3 separate regions of the Homo sapiens genome follow, and all the other regions are linked to region 3. The links are chromatin contacts, found by Hi-C in ENCODE. All regions are on one chromosome and are shown on one strand. Each heading gives the region's core, a stretch centred on a gene start or an enhancer-like site at or near the end of the contact. The rest is flanking DNA. Distances are from core to core; before and after follow the strand shown. Region 1 holds the start of IFNA10 (interferon alpha 10). Region 2 has its middle 19 kb from the start of IFNB1. Region 3 has its middle 140 kb from the start of SLC24A2.

The links. Hi-C counts contacts between places; a loop is a spot of excess contacts on that map. Pooled maps may share reads with other maps.
Region 1: a loop to region 3 is called in a pooled map, with 6 times the contacts of the local background. The contact joins the promoter of IFNA10 here to the enhancer-like site in region 3. A Hi-C loop is called at or near these places in 2 of 50 pooled maps.
Region 2: a map of Calu3 shows a loop between it and region 3 (6-fold over the local background). The contact joins two enhancer-like sites. A Hi-C loop is called at or near these places in 13 of 168 maps with a recorded cell type or tissue (Calu3, GM13977, body of pancreas and 9 more) and 5 of 50 pooled maps.

The regions. Positions count from the first base shown.
Region 1 is chr9:21,205,312-21,209,321 of GRCh38, reverse strand. IFNA10 (interferon alpha 10) reads left to right here and starts at 2,179. Exons shown (of 1, transcript NM_002171.2): 1 at 2,179-3,141. The coding sequence starts at 2,225. The coding sequence ends at 2,794. It also overlaps the pseudogene IFNWP18.
Region 2 is chr9:21,095,137-21,099,446 of GRCh38, reverse strand. No RefSeq gene overlaps it. Among named protein-coding and RNA genes, the nearest start is that of IFNB1, 19 kb to the right of the region's middle. RefSeq lists enhancers at 2,663-2,957, 2,855-3,124. Within about 2 kb of position 2,951, at least 10 of the 41 ENCODE cell types and tissues checked have a DNase peak (open chromatin) inside an H3K27ac peak, as active enhancers do.
Region 3 is chr9:19,923,888-19,928,183 of GRCh38, reverse strand. It overlaps a transcript of SLC24A2 not described here. Among named protein-coding and RNA genes, the nearest start is that of SLC24A2, 140 kb to the right of the region's middle. RefSeq lists enhancers at 1,704-1,813, 1,739-2,033. Within about 2 kb of position 1,748, at least 3 of the 41 ENCODE cell types and tissues checked have a DNase peak (open chromatin) inside an H3K27ac peak, as active enhancers do.

The DNA.
Region 1 (4,010 bases), core at 930-3,429, 1.3 Mb before region 3:
CAGAGAATCTACCTGAAAGAGAAGAAATACAGTGACTGTGCTTGGGAGGTTGTCAGAGTGGAATCATGAAATCCTTCTCTTCATCAACAGACTTGCAAGGACTGAGAAGTAAGGATGAAGACCTGGGGTCTGCTTTAGTCTTTCTTATTTTCTTCCTCTTCCTAGCTGTGTGTTTATTTCTTCTTTTCTAGTTCCTTAACTTGTAAAGTTAGTTCATTGGTTTGAGGTCTTTCTTCTTTTTTAATATAAGCTTTTACAGCTTTCAATTTCCCCTTTAGCTCTGTTTTCACTGCATCACATACGTCTTGGTATGTTGTGTTTTCATTTTCACCTCTCTCAAGATATTTTCTAAGTTCCCCTCTGGTCATCTTTTTTTTTTTTGTACTATACTTTAAGTTCCAGGTTAAATGTGCTCAACGTGCAAGTTTGTTACATAGGTATACATGTGCCATGTTGGTTTGCTGCACCCATTAACTTGTCATTTACATTAGGTATTTCTCCTCTTACATGTTTATCACATTTAGACATACATTTGTTTTCTTTTTGTTCCCATAAATTAAGATGAAAATCAGACCACTTTTACCTTCTAGGAAAAGTTAAGTGAGAAATATAAATATATTTGCTGTTGTGAATGCCATATAGAACCATTGTATAGTCCATTTAAAAATGAGAATAAATGAGAAATTAGTAAAAACTCCACTTACTAAATAGCTGATTTGCTAAAGCAGACCTCATTCCATTTAAGGACTCAGTATCTATAGGGCCTACTTATACAAAAAAAAACTTCTTACACAAAAAAAAAAAAAAAAAAGTTAGAGCCAGAGTTCAGGATCATGCTGAAAGTTATTTCTTTGCATAATAATATTCAATATTTATAAATTTATGAATTTAGAACAAAGATGGTCTTTTTTATTTGATAAGAATTGACTTGGATAGGAACTTCTGAAAACCTTTAGGGAATATGAACTTCAATGTAAAATGCCAAAAATGATTTAAATCATACTATTTTCTAAGTCATATATGTTTATTGGATTGATACTTCTTTTAAGGGTACAAAAATTAGTTCTCGTAGTGTAAATGAATCTAACATATTACAATAGTTTCTGACTTTCCAACAACTCTATCCAACAAAATTTTATTGCTTAATATACATATTTCTCATTGGGTTTTTTTGTGTATGATATGAGAAGCACTGGTATTGAGTTCATGAAGATAAACAAAATATTTGTAAGACCAATGTTACAAACCTATAGCAAATAGATGACTGTGATTGGAGGACTTTTTGTCCATTTTTTGCTGGATCTTAAAGTCTTATCACAGTATGTGGCTTTAACCTGCATATCTTTGGGCTGCCATTGACTATCTTATAGTTATTAGTTATGTTTGATCCTCAGTTCTTCAGGATGTTTGGTAGACTTTGAGAATTCAATCCAAATAGCTTACATTATATGTTTTATTTCTACTAAAGTTATTCAATACATCAGTACTTGTGTCAAGTGCTGAAAAGAAAAAAGTTTTGGCAATATCTGGATGAATACTGCAGCTGGTGAATTTACAAATTATTTTCTCATATAAAGCAAAATTCAAAGCTTCATACACTAAGAGAAAAATTTTAAAAAATTATTGATTCATATTTTTAGGAGTTTTGAATGATTAGGTAGGTAACTACATTCATATTATTAATGTGTATTATATAGATTTTTATTTTGCATATGTACTTTGATACAAAATTTGCATGAACAAATTATACTAAAAGTTATTCCACAAATATACTTATCAAATTAAAATAAATGTCAATAGCTTTTAAACTTAGATTTTAGTTTAACTTTTCTGTAATTCTTAACTTTACTTTGAATAAAAAGAGCAAACTTTGTAGTTTTTATCTGTGAAGTAGAGGTATACGTAATATACATAAATAGATATGCCAAATCTGTGTTACTAAAATTTCATGAAGATTTCAATTAAAAAAAAACCATAAAAGGCTTTGAGTGCAGGTGAAAAATAGGCAATGATGAAAAAAAATGAAAAACTTTTTAAACACATGGAGAGAGTACATAAAGAAAGCAAAAACAGAGATAGAAAGTAAAACTAGGGCATTTAGAAAATGGAAATTAGTATGTTCACTATTTAAGACCTATGCACAGAGCAAAGTCTTCAGAAAACCTAGAGGCCGAAGTTCAAGGTTATCCATCTCAAGTAGCCTAGCAATATTTGCAACATCCCAATGGCCCTGTCCTTTTCTTTACTTATGGCCGTGCTGGTGCTCAGCTACAAATCCATCTGTTCTCTAGGCTGTGATCTGCCTCAGACCCACAGCCTGGGTAATAGGAGGGCCTTGATACTCCTGGGACAAATGGGAAGAATCTCTCCTTTCTCCTGCCTGAAGGACAGACATGATTTCCGAATCCCCCAGGAGGAGTTTGATGGCAACCAGTTCCAGAAGGCTCAAGCCATCTCTGTCCTCCATGAGATGATCCAGCAGACCTTCAATCTCTTCAGCACAGAGGACTCATCTGCTGCTTGGGAACAGAGCCTCCTAGAAAAATTTTCCACTGAACTTTACCAGCAACTGAATGACCTGGAAGCATGTGTGATACAGGAGGTTGGGGTGGAAGAGACTCCCCTGATGAATGAGGACTCCATCCTGGCTGTGAGGAAATACTTCCAAAGAATCACTCTTTATCTAATAGAGAGGAAATACAGCCCTTGTGCCTGGGAGGTTGTCAGAGCAGAAATCATGAGATCCCTCTCGTTTTCAACAAACTTGCAAAAAAGATTAAGGAGGAAGGATTGAAAACTGGTTCAACATGGCAATGATCCTGATTGACTAATACATTATCTCACACTTTCATGAGTTCTTCCATTTCAAAGACTCACTTCTATAACCACGACGCGTTGAATCAAAATTTTCAAATGTTTTCAGCAGTGTAAAGAAGTGTCGTGTATACCTGTGCAGGCACTAGTCCTTTACAGATGACCATTCTGATGTCTCTGTTCATCTTTTGTTTAAATATTTATTTAATTATTTTTAAAATTTATGTAATATCATGAGTCGCTTTACATTGTGGTTAATGTAACAATATATGTTCTTCATATTTAGCCAATATATTAATTTCCTTTTTCATTAAATTTTTACTATACAAAATTTCTTGTGTTTGTTTATTCTTTAAGATAAAATGCCAAGGCTGACTTTACAACCTGACTTAAAAATAGATGATTTAATTATGTTACCTATCATAATTTTATTCAAGTTATAAAAATATATTTTTTTCTGTACCTGGTTATATGTTGCCTTCAGGATATAAACGTGAACATAAAATATACAGTCCCTGTTCTCTTGTATCTTTGATTTTTTCAGGAAAGAAATCTAAAAACAATAATAATGCTGAATTAATATCAGTGATGCTAACTGCTATAATGTGAGGAAGTAAAAAAACAATGAATTCCTCTTAGCAGAATGTAGATTGAGACATATCTGGAAATAAAAGCAGAGATATTCTCTGTAAACTGACTTCAACATGTAATTGAAAATGTACATTGCAAGTCAGATATGTGAATTTGCAGTTTCCAAGGAATACGATATCTGGAAGTTCATAACTGGCAATGGAAAGGACGCAAATGAAGGCTGTCATATGGGGAGCAAGTGGAGAGGGAAAAAAAGACTTAAACTGGATTCTGAGGATCTTCCACCATTAAAGTGTGGGAACAGAAGAGACACAAAGGAAACAGAGGTGGAATACCTTAACATTAGAAGGACAAGAGGGAATGGTGATAAAAGTGTATTTAGAAAATAAATGTGCTTAGAAAAGGAATCAATAAACTTATGGAAAATGTGAATTAAAACTGAGCACTACAGCAAGAAAATAGATGGCAATGCAGAGCTTACTGAGAGCTGGATTCATAGAATTAATCAGCAGAAGCCATACTGGGGTAGACAGAAGAGTGACTCAGAAAAGAGAAATCAAGATAACACATACAGAAAATGTGAGAAAACTGCCTTTGCAATGGTG
Region 2 (4,310 bases), core at 1,702-4,201, 1.2 Mb before region 3:
AGTAAAAAGAGCAAAGCAGGATGAAGCTCACAAAAAGATGGATAAGCAGATGCAAAGTTAAGTAACTGCCCTAAGGAGTGTTACTTTAGAGAACTAAAAAAGATTTCTTGAGTTTATTTATATTTATAAAAAATACATGAATGTATTGTCATGATTAAAAATTAGAATAATTCATACAAGTGAAAAGTCATATTGACCTGTTACCATCCCAATTTCACATAGTTAATACTTTAATGAGTATCCTTTTAGTCATTTCCTCATTTATTTAATAAATTTATACATATAGAAATATTCAGTGGATATTAAGTGTGTTTGTATTTCATAAATATCATGTTTCTTTTTTTACTTAATAATAGATCTTAGAGATTTTTTCTATTAGTAAATAAAAATCTACTGAATTGTTTTTAATTGCTTTATTATACATTTATACATAAATTCAATGCATTCCCAAACAACACGTCAACAAGATTTTTAATTGGAATTTGACAAGCTGACTACAAAATGTATCAAAAAATAATACATCAGAAAATCTGAGAAAGGAATAAATTTACAGAGGGACTTGCCTTGTAAAATATAAAATGATCTTGTAAGACTGCAGAAAGCGGGATTATTGCAAGAATAGAGAAATCGGTCAAGAAAACAGAATCAAAGTTAAGAAGAAGAAAATTGAATTTATTGTTTCTTTGCATACAGTAAAAGTGGCTTTTCAAACCAATGGGAAAAGCCCATGTTGGGACAGTCAACTAGTCATTTGGGGGAAAAAAAGCCTAATCCTTGTGTTACATTCTCACAGATTCTCCTTGCTGCTATAGGCCTAGTTCTACAATAACGAATGTGGAGGCACTACACACCTGCTCGAATGATCAAAGTTCAGAACGCTAATGGTACCAAATGCTGGCGACATGTGCAGCAATGGGAACTCTCTATCATCCTTGTAGGAATACTGCCCTACAGATTTCCAATTATGTGGACTGAGCAAATGTCTTCATTATTTTAGACTCAATTAGCTAAGTTGTCTGTTACTTATAGTAGAAGGCACTCTTAATAGATGCAATAACATTTATCAGAGTTAAACTGGTTCTAGCCTTGGTAGGCTAAGGTATTGCTTTTTAATTAATGTGGGAGTTTATTGGTACCTTGTGAGATCAGTATATTTTTTCCCTTTGTCACATACTAATAATTACATGAACAGATTATCGTATGCTACCATTGTATTCTTGGTTACATTCTAGTTTTTTATTTACAGCACATCTTTGGGTTTCACTTCCTAATATTTAACATGGTACTTTTATCTTCATGTTTATAAAAGTGTCCTATAATTTGTTGGCTGATCTTATTATCTGCGTTGTATGATTTTATTCTCATAAAATGAATTGGTTAGTTTTCCATTTGCTTCTATTTCCTGTTAAAACGGGAACTAAGTATGTTTTACTGAATAGACTTATGACATAATTTGCCACTTTGCTGTCTCTTCAAGGGCCTTAATGAGGAACTATATTAAAATTTAAAGACTTTTGATTATGGATTTGCATTTCTTTTGGATGCCAAGAGAGTCAGAGAAGGGGCAAGAAGACTCACATGTGTTGGGGCTACATTTATCTAAAATAATATTTAATGTTCTTTTCAACATAAATTGTATTCTCTTTTGAATTTTATTTTCCCTTTGTTCACATTGCCCATCAATGTGCTCATGAGATAGGTGGAGCTCAAATTCTTGTCAAGAGAATTCATTAAATGAACCCTCAGCAAACATTGCCAAGACAACTCCTTGATATCTGACAGTCACAAACTCATTGAAGCATATATTGCAGCATTATATTTATTCAATAAACAATACTTAACTTTTTACCATTGGCTACTGTGCTAATGACTGGGGAGACAAAGTTCAGATTTAAAACACGAATCTTCTGGAAAAGAGAGGATAAAACAAAACATCGATTACCGAACAGAATGATGAGTGTTCCGCAAGTGCTGAATTTGCAAAGAGCCATAGGCTCAGAACAGGGCGTAAAATGGAGAGACATCCACAAGTAACTAGCATTTTAGAACTGATGGAAGGATGCAAATGACATTGAAAATTTTGGAAAAGGGGAGAAAGGACAGAGATGTGCAAGTCATTTGAAAGCAAGAGCTAAAGCAAAGAGTTGGCAGAATTGCACATTTTCTAAAAATAAGAAATAAGTGAAAAATGAGAGCTAGGAATAAGACCAAGTTTTCTTCCCTCCAGGGGTCCAGAGTGAGAGATGGGAAAGGCCAACCAGGCCTTGAATGTTCCTACTAGAACTCAAGGAGCAAAATGCTATTTTGGGATGTCATAACGGGGAAAGGAAACAGACCTCTCGTTGCCCAGTTCCCTTATCTGTAAAATTAAGATAACCACAGTCCTACCTCATAAAACTGTGGTGAGGATTAATTGTTTAATTTATATAACATGCTCAGAATGATGCCTGGCACTTAAATAAGGCTGCTTACATGTGAGCTCTCCTATTTGAAACTGATTAGAGGATTATTCCCTAATGTTCTAGGTCTGCAGGAAGGTGAGGTAATTTCAAAAGAACTAGCCAGGAACTTTTTAATGCCAGCTCAACTACTCACAAGGGAGAGGCAGAAAGAGCCATTCACTTGGTGACTGAGCCAATCATTTCGCAGCAAATATCCCAGGATGTAGACAGAAGCACTGCTACCTGGCACACACACCAGCTGTCTACAATGGCACACTTTACCTCTTGGTTCTCTCTACCTTTCGAGGAGCTAAATGTTTTCACTAAAATAACAGAGGCATCTTCCAGGCAGCCAGAAGAATCTTCTGCTTTGTGAAGATAAGCAGCACTTGCCTCAGGCAAGCACCAGGGCAAAGGGGAATACCCGCTCCATTCTTCAATTCCAATTCGACAATTCACATTTAGTTTCCTTTTCACTTGTTGCATCACCCTCATTGTTATTTTTGCACCACCTGGTTCATCGTACAGCCCCTGATGATGAAATAAAAATGTAATTGGTTGTAAGTTTTAATGATGTACAGGGTTTTGGTTTCACTTTGTAGAAGCACCAGAAACTGCTTCCAAGATAGGAAGCACCCACAGAAAAACCAAAAATAGACATGTCCACGTGTTTGTGAAGGGAATGGAGCTGGTGCTTATTCAGCAGCTGCTGTAAGTGTGTTGTCTGTGTATTCTCTTCTTAACCCTAGGCCTGGCTGCATTTACCCCTGAGTATGGTTGTGAGGATTAAATAACATACAGCTCAGAGAAATGCCTGGTATCCAAAGGGAAAAGTAAACCCAGGCTGGAGGGTGACTGAAGACTGTATTGGATAGGGCCAATGTGGAGCTTCTAGCAGAGGGAGTCCAGGTAGCACCTGGTAAGAAATGTTGGGTGGGCAGCTGTAGGGGCCAGGGGAAAATTAGCCCTTTGACCTCTGAAGCTTCACTGAAAAATCATCTGACAAAAGGCAGATTAATAGGCAAAAAGCCATACAAATTAATTGTATAGTAGTTTCATGTGACATGGGAGCCTTCAGAATGAAAGCCCAAAGATACCATTTTTATGCTTAGGTTAATGAAGAATTGGACAGCTATGTAGAAAAATGACTGGACAAAAAGGGCATGATCTAATGCTAATAGACTGAGTGAGGAAGCCTAGCAAGGCCTGTCTGTCTAGATTCTTCTGGGTTTGTTTGTGCAACATTCCTTACTCTGGGAATGGGGCAGGGCCCTCTCTGAATGGAGTTATATTCTACCATCAGATAAGGCAGGTCACATAATTTCCTTATGGTCAGCTTTTACACAGAAAGGCAAGGAGGAGGTTGAAGTAATATGTTTAGGTTTTATGGCTGGCTTTGGGGAAGGGAATTCTGGTTTCTATGGCCTGCCTTGGGAAGAGGGATTCTAGAGAGATTCTAGAGAATAAGGGGCCACAGAGAGAAGGGCAGGAGAAAGTCAGAGAAAGTTTTGCTTCTGAGGCTGCTTCTGTGGCCGTCATTTTGGGGGATTGTTTCCTGAGCCTCAGCACAGCCCTTGTGCGTCCCTGGGCCATCAATCCATTGATGAGACCATTCCAACTGTGGCTGGCGGTGAAGACTGTAGGACCCTCTGGTTGTGTTTGCATAAGGCAGAAGTTGTCATTAGTGTGGGAAAAAAAAGTAGTGCCTTTTCTCACCTATTGCTAGGTTCATGGTTAATACCCCTATAATAAAAGAAGATTAACAAGAGAAAACCATAACTAATTTTTTAAACTAATTTTCATGGGAGACAAGAGGCTTTAGAAATGAAGATCCAAAGACCCAGAGAAACTGTCTATTTTTATGCTTAG
Region 3 (4,296 bases), core at 499-2,998:
CCTGCTTCTTGGCTGTGAGAGGAAAACCTGGCCAGGCCTCTGAGAGTCTTCCAACAAAGCCTCACTCTCTCTGTGTAACCAACCCCTAGGAGACCCCAGGATGAAAGCCTGCCTGGTTTCTGAGGTCGCTGGTGTGGGGCCAGCTCCAGGAGTGAGCCGAAGACCTGCCTCCTTGCTGCTGCCAGGAAAACAATGGCCCAGGGGCCCCCAGCCAGGTGCAGCAGACCCTTCCAGGCACACAGGCTCACAAGTGGCAGGCTTTTTGTGAGCTCCAGGAGTGCCAGGCAAGAGGGAGGGAGCTTTGGTTTGGTTTGGTTTGGTCCCTTACTGAGCTTAGTGCATGGGGCTTTCAGGAGATCTTGGGTTTCAGTTCACACCCCATTGGATTTCACATCAACCTGAAAACTCACGGGGACAATCAGCTGAAACAACTGAGTTTGGTTGGCTCTCCCGTCAGAGCCATAAATCACACGGTTGCCACTGAGGAAAAGAGGAGGCGAGACGAGAAACTTGGCCCATCCTGGTTCTAATTTATCCCAAGTACGTGGGGGGTGGGGGAATTGTTGTAAATGACAGGGATTTTCATTGCACAACTGCTTAGGTTTTCATGATGAAATGTTTCTATCATGGCACTGAGGTGTGTTTCCTTAGAACTAGGTTCTGCCTCATATGACTAAGATGTCAATTCTAGGCCCAAATTCATCATCATCATCACTCAGAGGTACTTTATATGGTCAAACATTGTGCTAAGCTCTTGACTTTCATTAGATCCGCAAGTGAAGTAGGTGCCATTTATTATCTCCATTTTTTGGAGGAGGAAACTAGGCTTAGCTGGAAACTCAGCAGAGCTGGGATGTAAACCTAGGCAGGCGAGCTTAAGCACTGGATAGAGTGCGAGAGAACTTTCTAGCCCAAGGCACAGGCAGCTTCTCTTCACAAGGTTCGTAGAAGGGGCTAGGCGACCACAGGTTGGGGACTTACGATGCCGGCTGGAGTGTGGAATTGCTGATGAAGGTAACATGCTAAGGTCCAGGCTTCCAGGACTCTCTGCCAGGTCCGGCTGGAAGCAGCAGAACTCTGTCCTCTTCTGCTGCTGTGGAAGCCCCGACTGGAAATGCAGCTCTGGAGTCTCCCTTTCTCTTCGTTAAATCTCATTAACACTTGTGGGAGTTACGCCCCTGCCTCAAGGAGAACACAGACCTCTAATTGCTGTGAAAAGAGGCCTGGGAAACCCCGTTCCTCTACCACCCCTGACTCTGGGTCTCCTCCTCCTCTGCTCACCGCTGGCGGGGGCTCTTCCAGACTCTGCAGCCCTGGCTTGGTCCCCCAGATTATTAAGTCATTTGTAAAAATCAAACTCATGTGCTCTCCAGAATGTCTTTAGGTCAGCTATCACAACAGCATGGTCCTCTGAATTTTTTTCCCGGGTGCATACAGCAAATGGCCAATCCAAGTGCAGTGTAGAGAGATGGCAGGTCTGCAGTCTGTTTGGTCTTCATCCTCTCTGGGGAATCTTCTTTTTCTCTCCCAGTACCACAGACTAATATTCTGATTCACATTCTGTGATGCTGCCGTTCCTTCTTTCTTTTGTTTTTCTTTTTTTTTTTTTATACCTGCATAAACAGCAATGTCCCAAGCTATGTAGACCAGAGCAGTAAGCCAGTGATGAGCCGTGAACACCTGGACACTGATTGGATGACATTTGCAAAGAACTGGGCGAAGCATCTGGGAGCGAATGCTTGCGCTTGGCAGCAGAGCGGCTGGCGCGGGAGAGCCAGGGTCATCCCAAGAACTCTGTGTGATCCCAGTCCAAGGACAGGAGACAGGGCTTTCCTTGAAGGGAGGTACTGAATGAAAGGTGAGTCACGTAACTACAGCGGAGCGAAAAGGAAACAGAGAATGGTGAAGTCAAACAAAGGGGCAGGAAGAAAAAGAGACAACAGCGTTCCTCCCACCCTGCAGGGAGAAAGGAGCCGCCGCCATAACCTCAACTCAGTCCTCTCCCGCCATCTAGTGGTCATGCTTAGTGACTGCAGCACAGACTACTAAGGGGAATCGTGACACAGGGAGGTGTCGGTGAGATCGCTACCTTATGGCCTGAAGAGTAGACATACTCAACACAAAGGGTAACTCGAGCCAAAACCATCACCAGGAAAACAGGCCCTTTTCTGTGGAAGGGCTTGTTTGTTTTGATTCGAAATACTGTGCAATTAAAGAACAGATGTGTGTCTTGCTCAATCTGCAGGTTAATGGAGGTTGGCTTGGAAATTCCCCAGCCCCTAGCAATTTCTTTAAAAAGGATTCACGTGTGTAGCACACGATTAAAATCTCTGTCAGGAAAAGCCAGTTTTTTATGAATAAAGACTATTTGTTACTTCTATTTTCTGACACAATCCAGAAGCCAAACATTCCTTACATTTTGAAGAGGATAGAGAAGGAACCCTGTCACATCAGATCCCTTGTCTAGACTCCACTCCCTAGTCAGGGAACCTCAGGTTTTTATCCTCCTCTAATAATTAGCTTTCCTGTGAAAAATACATGACGCAGGTTCTGGTCAATTTTTTTTTCTGCAGATTTTCTTTCCCCATTCTCAAATACGAAATATTTGAAGTTCCCAGTGACCAAATCTTGGTACAGGTGTTGGCTGATTGAATTATAAAATGTAGAGCTTTTTGGCAGCAAGAACTAATGTGTAAAGAATAAAACATATATACACAAGGAGTTACAGCTTCACAAATATATATGTCTACCACAAGTAATTGTGCTTACCTATGCCAAAATTTTCACATGTATTAGATTCTAAGAGATGACAAAAAGATCAAGTAAATACAGCCTGTCAACATTCCTTTTTGTCTGTGCCTATATATATGAGATGAACAAAATTTGTAGATCTAAGCAGCAGGGTGCTTTCTCCAGGTTCCTCTGCATTCTTTTCTGGGTCACTATAAATCTATATATCTTTGACTGGATATAGATAAAGGTGCAGCCTAGACCTGTCCTTATAGAGAACGTCTGATGTTTGTTTGTTCTACAGCACATCTGTGCAGGTCTGTGGGGTCACCAGTTATTCTGGGAGTGATAATGTAGGCTCCCTTATGTAAGGCAAGCTGTGTTTTACTTTGGTGCTGGATGCCAAGGGTCCAAGCATGCTATAGAAAATTCCACTTTGATGCATTGACTGCTCTGGGGCCAAAGACCCCTTAGAATTGACTCTACTTGAAGCCTGACTTTCAAGAGTACTGAGCCTAGAACAGTCAGAAGAGCTGGGTTCATTCTGTCTGTGCTGCATTCAAAGGCATGATTAAGAGCCAAATGAGCTGAAGGATAGTAATTATGGGGCAAACAATAGACTCTCCCAGAGACAGGAGAGCAGGAAGATGCTAGGCAGTTTGGTGGTTACTTTGGTGAAGAAGTCATTTCACTTTGTCCTGTGTTTTACCCTCAGAGATTCAGTCTTCTTTTCTCCTCCTTTATTCACCCTGGGCCTAACCTTAGGAAATTAACATCTGCAGGCAATGAAAAGTATTTATTTTGAGCCATAAGACATGGGATCCTTATTTGCTCTTAAGGAGGAGTCACACCCTCATGGGGTCCTTACTGGCTCTTGAGGAGGAGCCACACCCTCAGTGGCTTCTGCTGGGTAGATATCTGGAAGCACTGATCCCACTGATGGACACAGCTGACTAGATCAGTGATGGAAACCTGACCAAGATGACATTCTAGAAGCCACAAGGGGTGTAAGTCAAGAAAAGGGGAAAAGCAGGGAATAAGGTAACTGGTAACTGCAGGAGAAATGGGGTGGTGGACTCCCCCAAAAGCAGCCATAATGGTAGAGCTCTAGCAAAGAGAAACACTGATATCTGAGGCTGGGGATGACACATCTGAAATTGCACAACCACCCTAAACAAGCTGTCACATCTCAGCTGACTGAGAAGGACATCCTGGCTACTCTCATTTTTGTTTTCCTTACTCCTCTGCAAACAGTTTGATAGTAACACCCATTGCCTGAACCAACTGGGTATATATCCATGTTCCTTAAAGAAATTGTACAGCCAGCTGCTCTGCTCCCTCACAGGCATGACGGTGGCATAACGGAGTGAACACAGTGTAATTTCTGTTTGTTCATCACCCTTGCTACCCACTTCCCTTTAGAAATGATCCAACTCTCTGTAATCTCAGCCGTTTGGGAGGCCGAGGCAGGTGTACCACCTGAAGTAAGGAGTTCGAGACCAGCCTGGTGAAACCCTGTCTCTACTAAAAATACAAAAATTAGCCAGACATGGTGGTGCACACCTG